Regions from separate parts of the Mus musculus genome. Here region 1 is linked to region 2. Evidence: chromatin loops called from intact Hi-C (ENCODE). Cell type or tissue: heart. All regions are shown on one strand. Links, peaks and the distances in the headings refer to the core of each region. The heading gives the core; the rest is flanking DNA.

What was found. Peaks named below come from ENCODE experiments on the same cell type or tissue, not always from the same donor. Only the 100,000 strongest peaks of a DNase experiment are listed, where the experiment ranks them.
Region 1: it touches region 2 in a loop (2.2-fold over the local background); 3 of 42 quality-filtered maps call a loop at or near these places.

What each region holds. Positions count from the first base shown.
Region 1 is chr1:162,181,679-162,187,059 of GRCm38, reverse strand. The region is part of intron 14 of Dnm3 (dynamin 3); the gene reads left to right. Among named protein-coding and RNA genes, the nearest start is that of Dnm3os, 33 kb to the left of the region's middle. In heart, for the core only: no CTCF peak of the experiment used is centred there; a DNase peak (open chromatin) is centred at 2,899; H3K27ac peaks cover 2,033 bases.
Region 2 is chr1:162,002,590-162,007,970 of GRCm38, reverse strand. The region is part of intron 20 of Dnm3 (dynamin 3); the gene reads left to right. 2810442N19Rik (RIKEN cDNA 2810442N19 gene) reads right to left here and starts at 3,002. Exons shown (of 3, transcript NR_040562.1): 1 at 2,637-3,002; 2 at 2,149-2,535. In heart, for the core only: a CTCF peak has its summit at 2,632; DNase peaks (open chromatin) are centred at 2,410, 2,690 and 3,880; H3K27ac peaks cover 3,499 bases.

The DNA of each region.
Region 1 (5,381 bases), core at 316-5,315, 180 kb before region 2:
AACTCCGCCTCCATATCCTGTCTGAGGACAGGATTTTTTTTCCCCCCTCAAAAATAAACTGGGGTTATTTGAAAGAAGTTGTGGTCTCTGACTGAAACCGAATAAGCAAAGCCAGGCCAGTCATGAGTGTGTGTGTGTTCCTGGTGCCTTTGTTTCTTAATTAACTCAGGGTACTGATGAATCAGGCTGCCTTGTGGCTGTTCTTGGTAGCTGTCATTCCAAGTGGAGGCCCCACATTTCATGCTTGCAGGCATAAGTGCTTCTTTCTTGAGTTTTTTGGGGTTGTTACAGACTACAGCCTTTTACCACAAGAATCAGGCAATGTTAACCTGTATAATGTGGGAAAGATCTTTAAGGCAAGCAGTGCGAGCTAGTCAGAGGTTAAGACAAACGGTAAAAGATTTAAAGAAGCTTTTAATGTAGTTCCCAGCTAGTCAAGGGAGGTAGATGAAGAGAGGAAATTTCTCTTTAAGAAGCATAGTTTAGTAGATAAAGCATAAAAATGATACAGGCTTTGTGTGCATGGAATGAACTTTTGATGTCTCTCACTGGTTATAAAAATCTGTAGGTTATGGGTCACCATAAAGACTTGCTTTTCACTTGCCATACATGTACATGAGAACAAAAATAAATAGGAAATTAAATGACAATAGGCCTGCTAAAGCGTCTTCCTAAGTGGAGCATGGGTGTCTGTATCCCTCTCTGCATGTGAGGTCACCACAACTTCCCCTAGGAATTAAAATTCTGTGCCTCCTTAGGCTGGAGTTCTAAGATTTGATTTGTGAAGTGTGAATCATGCCTCTGGTCCTTGTTTCATGTATCACAGGCTGGCTTTGAACTTCCCACGCAGTCAAGGATCACCTTAAAGCTCTGATCCTCCTGCGTTTACCACTGTAATGCTGGAATCAAGGCATGTGCTGCCCTCCCTATCTGGCTCACGTACTGCTAAGGTTCAGATGCAGAACTTTATGGACACCAGGCAAGCACTCACCAACTGACCCACATTTCCAACCCAGGGAAACAATGTAGAGGACTTTGAATGCCCAATGTTTCGTTTTTGTTTAAGGAAGGTTTATAAGGCTTGATTGCCAATGGTCCAACCATTCCTGGCTGATTACTGTCATAAAGCATCAATAGTAGAATAGTAATCCCAATTGCATTTTGAAAATAAGAGTTGACTTTTTAGTATCACTCTAACTGAGCAGGTACTAATTTAATTAAAGCTTAACTTTAGTGTCATAATGTACTGTCTTAGTTTCTTTGCCAAGAACTAGAAAGGCGGAGGCGGGAGGAGGGGTGCTTTATAAAAGGAAACTTGCCAGGAAAGGTAGTGTCCCATGGCAAGTATCCAGTATCCAGAGTGGGAAAGGTGTAGACATATGTTCATACGTGTATATATGTATGTGAATGTATGTGTACATAAACTTATAAACAATGATGAATAGCACTATGTCTGTATAAGTCTATTATTCTCTTCTACATTGTCTCCAGACACTCCCTAGAGAGATATATTTAACTGAAATCAGTTAGAGGTAGGGGCAGGTAGGAGCAGACCATAGTGTATTGTTGCAAGGTCTGCTTGGGAGGGCTTATAGGAGGTCCATTGCCATTTATTTATATTTCAAACATAATCATTCTTGAAAATTTAAATATATTGGTATTTGCTCACCATATGAACATGTAATTCCTTGATATTGAAAACACTTCACATTACCCAGCTTAAAAAACATTAGTATAAATTAACATTTACTCTCATAAATAAAGACTTGGTAAGTAAGTACTTAAATTATTTGTATGGTACCTTATGAAATATACAGCGATTCTGGATCTCAGAACTCAAATTCACCGAAACATTGTGTCCAGTCTGTTGCATGGTAAGACATTGGTTGTCTAAAATTTATATACTATTTGGTAAGTGCATTCAGATGTCTTCTTGTTAGAGAATTAGCAATGCAATGTATTAGCATTACTAATAATGAAACAGCAGCCATAGTAATATTAGCTGTGTCCGGGCCACTGGCTCAGTTGTATCATGTGGCTTGACTAATTTCCTTGTGGTGCAACAACTTTGCCCTGTAAAAATGTGGTTGGTATTGCTCTCTCATTCTTCTGAAAGGTATGGAAGCCATTGTCTCTGTTGCTGTATCTTGCAATTGCTGTTCACAAATACCCCCACTCCTTCCACACTTCGAAGTCAGGTCTTGCTCTGGCCGTCTGGAGTTGAGAGCTCGCCTCCACCTCTAGAGCAACCGGATGCCTAGGGGAACCCTTTGTCCTTTCTTCATGTTATACTTTTCAATAATTTCTCCGGGCGCATTGGTTCTTATATCTCAGGCCCACCGCCCCTTTCCTTTGTTTCCCCAGTCCTGTGCCCGGCCTGAGCAGCAGCAGGGGCCTCTCACTGTCCCCCTCTCTCCTCCACCCTTACCCTTTGGGCTTTCTCACAAGCAGCTCCCTGGACGGTCTTAAAAGGATAAGACAGATCCTGTTACTCTCTTGCTTAAATCTGCCAGAAGCTGTAGTTGCACGGGGCTTCAGTGTAGTCTTTAATTTGACTCCCACGACCCAGCCCTTCCCCCACAGCTTCACCCAGGCCAGCTCTTTCCCACCCAGGGCCTACACACCCTCAGCTCGAAGATAGAACACAATTAGAACATTTTCCCCCTCTGAATTTTCAGAATTCCCCTTCTAGTCCGAAGTCAGACCTCTCTGTTACACTCCCTTGTGACACCTTCTGATTTTCCCCTGGAACACTGATTCCAGTACGTAATCACTTATGTATCTAGGCATCTGTTCCTTGGTGTGAGCCCCAGGAGGCCAGGAGCTCTGCTCTCAGTGTTCACTCCCGACTCCAGAGAGACACACGTATTGCCTGGAATGCAGAAGGTTCAAAAAATGGCGCCAGGCCAAGCGCTGGGAATGCAAAGCTAATTTTACCCAAGTCCCTGGTCGATGTGAACTCACAGCCATTTAATGAGAAAAAAGTATGAGCAAGAATTGCTTGGAGCCACTCCATAGCTCAGAGAGGGTTTTCAAAGATGGCTTATAAAGATCAAGGAGGATAATTTATTTCTCTCAAAGTCATACGTAGGAAAGCAGCATCAGGACTTAAGAATCTGTCAGCTGGACAGACTGCTCACACTTCAGGACTCCATTACCACCACCGTTTGCAGCAACCCTGATAGAGATTTAGAGTTGTGTCAACCATTAGAACAGAAAAGTGGCTAGTTAATTTTAAGACTTTCTGACCACCACTCCCTACCATGTGTGTGTGTGTGTCTGTTTGTGTGTGCACATGCACACTCACAAGTGCTCTGTCACTGAGCCGTATCTCCAACCCCTCTTTCATGATTACTTGTGGCTTTCAGAGGGAAATCATAAACAGAGGACAAGAAGTCACATGCTTGTTAAGAACAGGCTGCGTCAGTGTCCCTGGTGTGAGGCTTTAACTTGCTGAGTAGTTATTGTCAGCATGTTAGACAGACACAGGCTGCTTCAGTGTGCAGGCATACGCCTTATGTCTCTGGAAATGATAACTATGTGATCAATAAGCTGCTATCTGTGTTTAAAATGTTTTACTAAGAATCATCTATGACATGAATGCATGTACTCAACCTAGATGCTTAGAAACGTCAAAGAACTTAGTGGAGCAAGAATGAGATACCTCCAAGCTACAAACAACAAACCTGAAACCCTTTGGCTCTTAAAACTTCATGCAGGCAAAAACATGCCCGTCGTTTTTTGCTGCTCTGTGCCCCATCTCCAGGGATTCTGTTTCGTGGGCTGTGCAGCATTGTTTGTGAGAACAGCTCAGGAGCCTGACTTGCCAGCTGCTGCCACTCTCTTGGGCCTCAGACTCTTAGTCTGTGATGTGAGGAGCACAATGCCTCTCATGCTACCTGGACAATAACTTCCTGATATAGAGAAAATACGCCCTTAGAGAATATCCTTGTTCTCAGTATACTTGAAGAGGACAGGGGATGCCAAGTTTAAGGACAGACCCTGAAATCTACTATGGATGTAGACCTAAATATAGATGAAATTCAGAACTGAAAGAGATGGTACTGCCAGCATCAAGCAGGCAGCATACATTGCTCTGTGATAACCTCTGGAATCTTCCTATCAAGGACATTAAGAACAATTAAGAACCCCAACAATCGCAAGCATAGGGGGTTTAAACATGTAGTCTGTATTTAACATCTCACAGTAAGATTTATTAAACAGGTAAAGACGACTGCTACTTGGTGAAAAGGGTTAATATATTTCCTACTATTCAGATTTCATAGCTTTTCTAAGACATATCCACCGGATAGACTAGATCACATCTGTAAAGGAATAGTCGTGTTTCAGCAGCTGGGAAGGGAGAAATTTAAAAAATAGGATTCTAGAGGTTGTTTAGATTGTGGTTCTCAACCTGTGAGTTGCCACCCCCTTTGGGGGTCAAATGACCTCTTCATAGGGGTCACCTAAGACCATTGGGAAACACAGAAATTTACATTATGATTATGAAGAATAGCAAATTACACTTATGAAGTAGCAATGAAAATAATGTTATGGTTGGGGGTCAGCACAACATGAAGAACTATTTTAAAGGGTCGCAGCATTAGGAGGGTTGGGACCCACTGGTTTAGAAGTTGAGACATTTTCATTATCACTTTTAAATAATTGCCCACACTGACAGTTAAATTAAATAGCGAAATGGGAAGAGCCAAGTCTGACCCTGAGAGGAGTCTGAACCACCCCTTTAAATGAATTTCACTGGTTCTATCAGACATTCCTCTTTTCATTTTGTCAATTTTTAAATGGCAGACTGTTTTGGAAAGTGTAAGCCAGGCATAAGTGAGGATGAAGAAGTCAACATAGATTTTATGGAGCACAGGATCTAGGCTTTGGACTTAATATGTATTTTCCACTATCTTTAGTGTCCTCCATTTTACAAATGTAGACTCCAAATTCCTTTCTCTGTAACCTTCCCTAATTGCTTCATGAGTAAATATACTATGGCACTGAGATGCAGTCTCCCGGCTAGTCTGAGTGGTCCTTGTCATCTTTCCTCTGCACACTTAAGACCTCATAGTAAATTAATCCATGAGTAGCTTTCCTCTCAATAACAGAGCAGCCAGAGAGTGCCAAGTATCTGCATTAAAAATAGATGTGGTAAGAGTAATGGAGGGGACAAGGGAGGGAAGAGAAGGGACCGGAAGCTTTGCCAGTCTACACATGAAGCAGATCTCCCTGTGAAGTGTCCTGGGTCCTAGCAGTCAGTTCTGCTTTCCTCCTCCAGGGGCTTTGGAACCAAAGCTAACGTGGAACTGCAGGCAGCCCCTCACATGGCCTTATGTGTGTAGGTGATGAGATTGACAGGTCCCCCTCTTGCTGTG
Region 2 (5,381 bases), core at 106-5,105:
GTACAAAGGGTACCCCCTGGTTCCCTGCTGGCCTTCCAAATTACAAAGGCAATCGCAGAACTTCTAGAGGCAAAAGATTTTTTAAGCCACCCTAATGTGTGCCTAGCCAGTCTTCCTCCCGATACTCTTTAGCAATCAGTGATCACGACTTTTCTTTTCGCCCTATTCCAAGGTCGTCAAAGCCCTTGGCGTGGCCCAGGAACCTTGAGTTTTCCATCTTTTTAACCAGAATCTTTACCATACCTTTCCATTTCAAATATACAGGGAGAGTTGGGGCAAGGGGTTGAAGTCACTTTTGACTCAGCTTTGCCCAGCCACTCGGCTGTTCTGGTTTCTGTGTTTTGGAGCCTTTTGGTGCGAGAGCAAGAAACACTGCAAACTGCACGTGGGTTTTAATTACTTCCACTCGAACTAATGAGCCTCCTACTAGCATGGATACCCCTGCCATTAGTAAGCTGGGTTACATAAATCTGTGATCTTTGGGACATTTCCCCCTCCCTCCCCACTCCCTCCCGCCACAGGCTTGACTATCTAGACTGTCCCATGTCTCCTGCCTCCATTCATGCTCTCTGACAAGACAAAGCTCCCGGTCCCCATCAGACACCAACTTCAGAGTTAGTGTAGCTATTTTCAGTTACCACTTCTTAAAATTAGATAATTGGCAAGTGTAGCCTTTGATATTAACAGAACAAATTAGCTGAGTCCAAGTGTGTTTTTCCTGGCACTAGCTAACTCTGACACTATTTCGATTATTCGTCCTTACCCCCCCCCAAGCCCAACCCCTGTCCACCCCTTCCCTAGGACAAAGCTCTTTTGCAATGGTCAAAAGGGATAAGGGTGTGAGGAAGGGTCTCTAGCCAAGGGAGAACAGACTTCACCTACCTCATCACTCAATATTCCACTTTTTAAAAAGTCGAGCTAGAGAAGAACTTTCTCGGACCCACCCTCGTTCACCATCTCTGATGGTTTCTTTTAAAAATGGCCAAGCCTGGTTCACTCCATTTGGCTTTTGCTTTAGCTCAACCCATCTGACCGAAATCAAAAACTGATCCTTTAAGTGATGTTCTTGTGAGCCTTGCAAGGAAGACAAAGCCCCCATGGTGTGTACATAGGCCCAGGGCAGCACTAAGACTTCACCCAGAGCTCCTCCATGGTGTCTTCCATGGTTTCTTTGACTTACCAGAGCACACTGCTTGCAGAAAGATGTACATGGCCCCTTTCCAAAACAATTGATGCCCTATATTACAAAAGTTAAGGCCCATTGGTTTTCATCATAATTTCGTTTTAAATGTTTGGTCTCTGATTCTGATGGCCTTGCATTGCCTAACCGTAACTCCCAACTCTTTCACACATTTTATTTGTTGTAAGTTACAGTTAGCACAGCATCCTTTCTTTCTATTTGGTGTATAAAGTCTCCTTGTTTTATTTGAGGTTTCTATTCATCTTTGTAAGCAAGTTCCCTAGATTTCAAGCCAGGACAAACCCCAACCCATCATTCTTCTATCTTTGCGTTCCTCACATCAAGGTTTGGTGCCGTGAAGGAGGAAGCTGTCGAGCCTTGAAGTCGAGGGGCTCAGAGTACATGGAAATTAAGCAACCCGTGTGACTAGCCTGGGAGTCATTCCCCTGCGGTCACACACGGAAACATCCTGACTTACCCTCTCCTCTCCTCGACAGCTCTCTAAAACTGTGGTGTTTTTAGCAGCCAAGTGTCATTTGGACAAGTGGTGAAATCACCTTGCGATTTGTGACATCAGCTGTGAGGCAAGCTCTCTGTTCTCCTAACTAGCCAGCCTTCCTTACAGAAAAAAATAAAAATCATACCCAGACAGTCTGGATTGTCAGGGAACTGTTTTTGTTTTTTGTTTTGTTTTTTTTTTCAACAACTAGATTTAAAAGTAAAAAAGAAAAACAAGCTATATTATAGCTCAAAAATATAATTGCTAAAGACAGAACAACTTTAAGCTGTTCTTACAATTCTTACAATCAAGGTATCTCATGAGGCAACCCTTGATATTAGAAATAAATTGGTGCTGAGACCTCCAAATGTAATTAATAATCTGCTGCAGGTTCAACATTAGTTGTCATAAAACTAAAATTTCAAACCACTGTTCTCTAAAGAAAAGTGTCCACTTTAATTAAATATACCTCCAAAGGTGCAATCTATTTACATGACGGTTCTTATTCCAGTATCCTGCTTCAATTCTTATGACAATGTACTAGTCCACTGAAAGGAAGCAATGGCGAATGTCAAAGGTTTTCTTTCACTCTTCAGGTCCTGTTTCCAATATGGTTTAAGTGAAAGTCAAATTATTTTGGGGATTTCCTCCTTGGGCCTAACTAAGGAAGTAGAGTCGACTTTACACAGGCATTTCCACTCGGCCACAGTTCAGATGCCTGGCGGTCTGTTTAGGCAAGGCCCACATACATTACCGGTGTCTCCTCGGGTCAGAACCTGTGAACTCTTTGGTGGTGTGTAGGCAGACTCACGTTTGCCTTTCTCTTTTCATTGGGTCTGAATCTTTCCCACATATCCTATGTGGCAGGAAAGTAAAAGCAAAAAGGGAAATTAGGAAAGATTCCCGTCATGCAAAACGCAAATAACACGAACGCAGACAGGAGACAGCTCCTCCTACCGTACACTGCAGTTAGCCAAGCAGCGGGTGACAGGCCTCCAGTTAAGCAAACACAACTGCTTCCTCCGTGTCTTGTGTCAAGAACAAGTAGCTCTGACATTGTTCCCTTTGGAGATCTTTAGTCGCTAAGCTCCGTCACTGCAGGACAAGCGCTTTTGCATCTCAGGGTGCCCAGTTCTGCCCTGGGGTTCACCTGATTGATAGAGGACAACAGCCAAGACAGAGGCCCTGGCCAGGGACAATGCGTAATTGATTCCGATTATTTTTCCTGTGGCCAGTCAGCAGTAAACTGTCACCAGCTGTAATCCACCGAGTGTCCCTATATACAAGCTGGTGTCAGCTCGGAGAAAAGCGGGGAAATGCTCTACCATGTGTAAATAGACATCCAGACTTGCAGACACACATAGGCTAGCTAGGGCTCAAGTTTCTTTCATTGCCCTTGCTGGGAGGAAAAAGCGATTTTCAAGAAGGCTTCATGCTCAGGCATTCCTGGTCAGAGGGGATATTTTTCCAAGGCCTCGGAGACTCACGGTGTATGAATTGCACCTCTTTCACAGCTAACTTTTATCTCAGCAGTAAACTCTTAAGAAGAGGCTGCTGGAGGCTTCTTTATTTCCCTCTTTTCCTTTCCCCCAACTCACCGGCTACTATGAGAGATTAAAAAGTGAGACTTAGAAAAAAACCTTACACGGCAGACAGGAAGTTTAAACTAAAACTTGTCAGTGGAGCGTCTTGCTCTGTGAATGTGCCTGGGACGCCTAACTGCAGCAGCGGAAGAAAGGAGGGAAGGAGTCAGCTGAGCGCGTGTTGGCTCTGCTGGCTCCTCATGCATTTATCGATGCTTAAACATAGAATTGTTAAGTGCCCGGCGCTGACATTCCTTAGCCTACCCATGCCAAACATACTGGATGCATTGTCTGGGGAAACCTCTGGATCTAAACACGTATTTACACCCTTTAGTTGCCAAATGGTTTCCATCTGGCTCACCAATGCTGTTGCCAGAAGGATATTCCACTTCTGGTCAGGCTAGAGTTGTCAGGGCCAGAGTGGGGGTTTCTGGGAAGGCTCTGAGCCTGAGAGACACTACATGTTTAATGACGCCACATTACTTGAGCATTTACATGTTTAGATCACATGGCAGCACTAGCCCAAAATAGAACTCCAACGCAGGGCAATGTCGAAAGCCATGAGGTATTCAGGGACTCTCTCCACACCACAGCTCCCTCATTCCTTGCATCTGGCTGCTCCTCAGGCTTCAGAGCCACATGATAGGCAAAACCACAAATACCAAATGCTCTAATTTATTTTTAAGCATTCCCACCAAGCACTGAGAAATATCCACTCTTTGTTTTTCAGTCAGAATAATCGGTTCCCATGAATCACATGAACCCATTCCATTCACAGGCCCTGGGGGCGGGGAGCAGGGGTCGGAGCATAATCAAAAGGGAAATTAGCCAACTTCTCCACGTCTCAGCATCAGGGGTAGCGTTGAGCCTCTTGATCCAATTGCCCACACAGGGAGTGATCTAAGCACCAGAAAATGAAACAAGGTATAATGGCTCTCCTCCCTGCTCTTACGGAAACCCCACGAATGCACAGGTCAACATGAGAGTCGCCAATAAGCAGCATCCTTTCTTTGGTGGAAAGGATGACATAGAAGCTGAGAGAGAAGAAAATGAAGACTGAACCAACCTAGATACTCTACCACAAACATATCCAAAGCTTCAAGGAAAGGTCTGGAAACGGAGACAAGCTAAAATAAAGGTGGACATGATCTCTTATAGCCCCCCATAAGCCTGCAAGGCTGAGGCTGAGGCTGAGGCAGGAGGATCATGAATTTAAGGCCAGCCTTGGCTACAAAGCCAGTTCAGGCCATCATGAGGCACACAGTAAGATCCTGATCCATCTCCCACTTCAAAAAAGGCACACAGCGTGAGAAGGGCCTTAGTTGGCTTTCAGTATAATCAGGAAAATGGCCTTAGTCTACAACCGAATATCCCTTTTGCCTCCACCATATAAACATTCGAATTTGGCTTTAGATATTCTGAAGCAGCAGTATCTAGATGTCCCCTTCATCTGCACACTTCAGTATGACATTGATTTACAGGCACTTAGCCTGATTATCTGGCTATTTTGTTTTGTTCTTACTTTTTGAGTCAAAGTCTCACATAGTCTACTGTGTCCCTGAATTTACTTTATTGCCACCTCCAGCCTTGAATGTCTAATCTTCCTGCCCCTACTTCTCAAGTGTTCAGATTATAGGTGTATGCTATATTGTCCAGTGGGGAAAAATATATAAGGCATTTTATAATCCTTGAGGTAGCTTGCTTGACAATGAATACTAACGTAAGACGAATTCTGGACCGTGTGTATGCTTTTAAGTTCATAGTGTGATCTCAAAGATAATTTTAGGACTGAATGAAATTTTCCTTCAGGTAAACCTTTAAGTATCATGCCCCAGGTCTAACATAAGACCTGCCTACTCCCTGCCACTATGGTTGCAGTCACAAAGAAAGGCCGTAAAAAGATCTAAGCCCAACATCCACTGCTTTTTAAAAACATTCCCTATAGTGTTAGAAAGTGTTTTAATAACTAAAATAATAAACCCTCACGTCAGACAAGTTCTACAATATCTTAATTATTGGCTTTGGGGTGAAAAATGAAGGAGACATTAGTGGATGTGTTAACTAGACAAACCATGGCAGGACTTTCCCTCCACATATCTAGGCCTGACACCAAAATAAA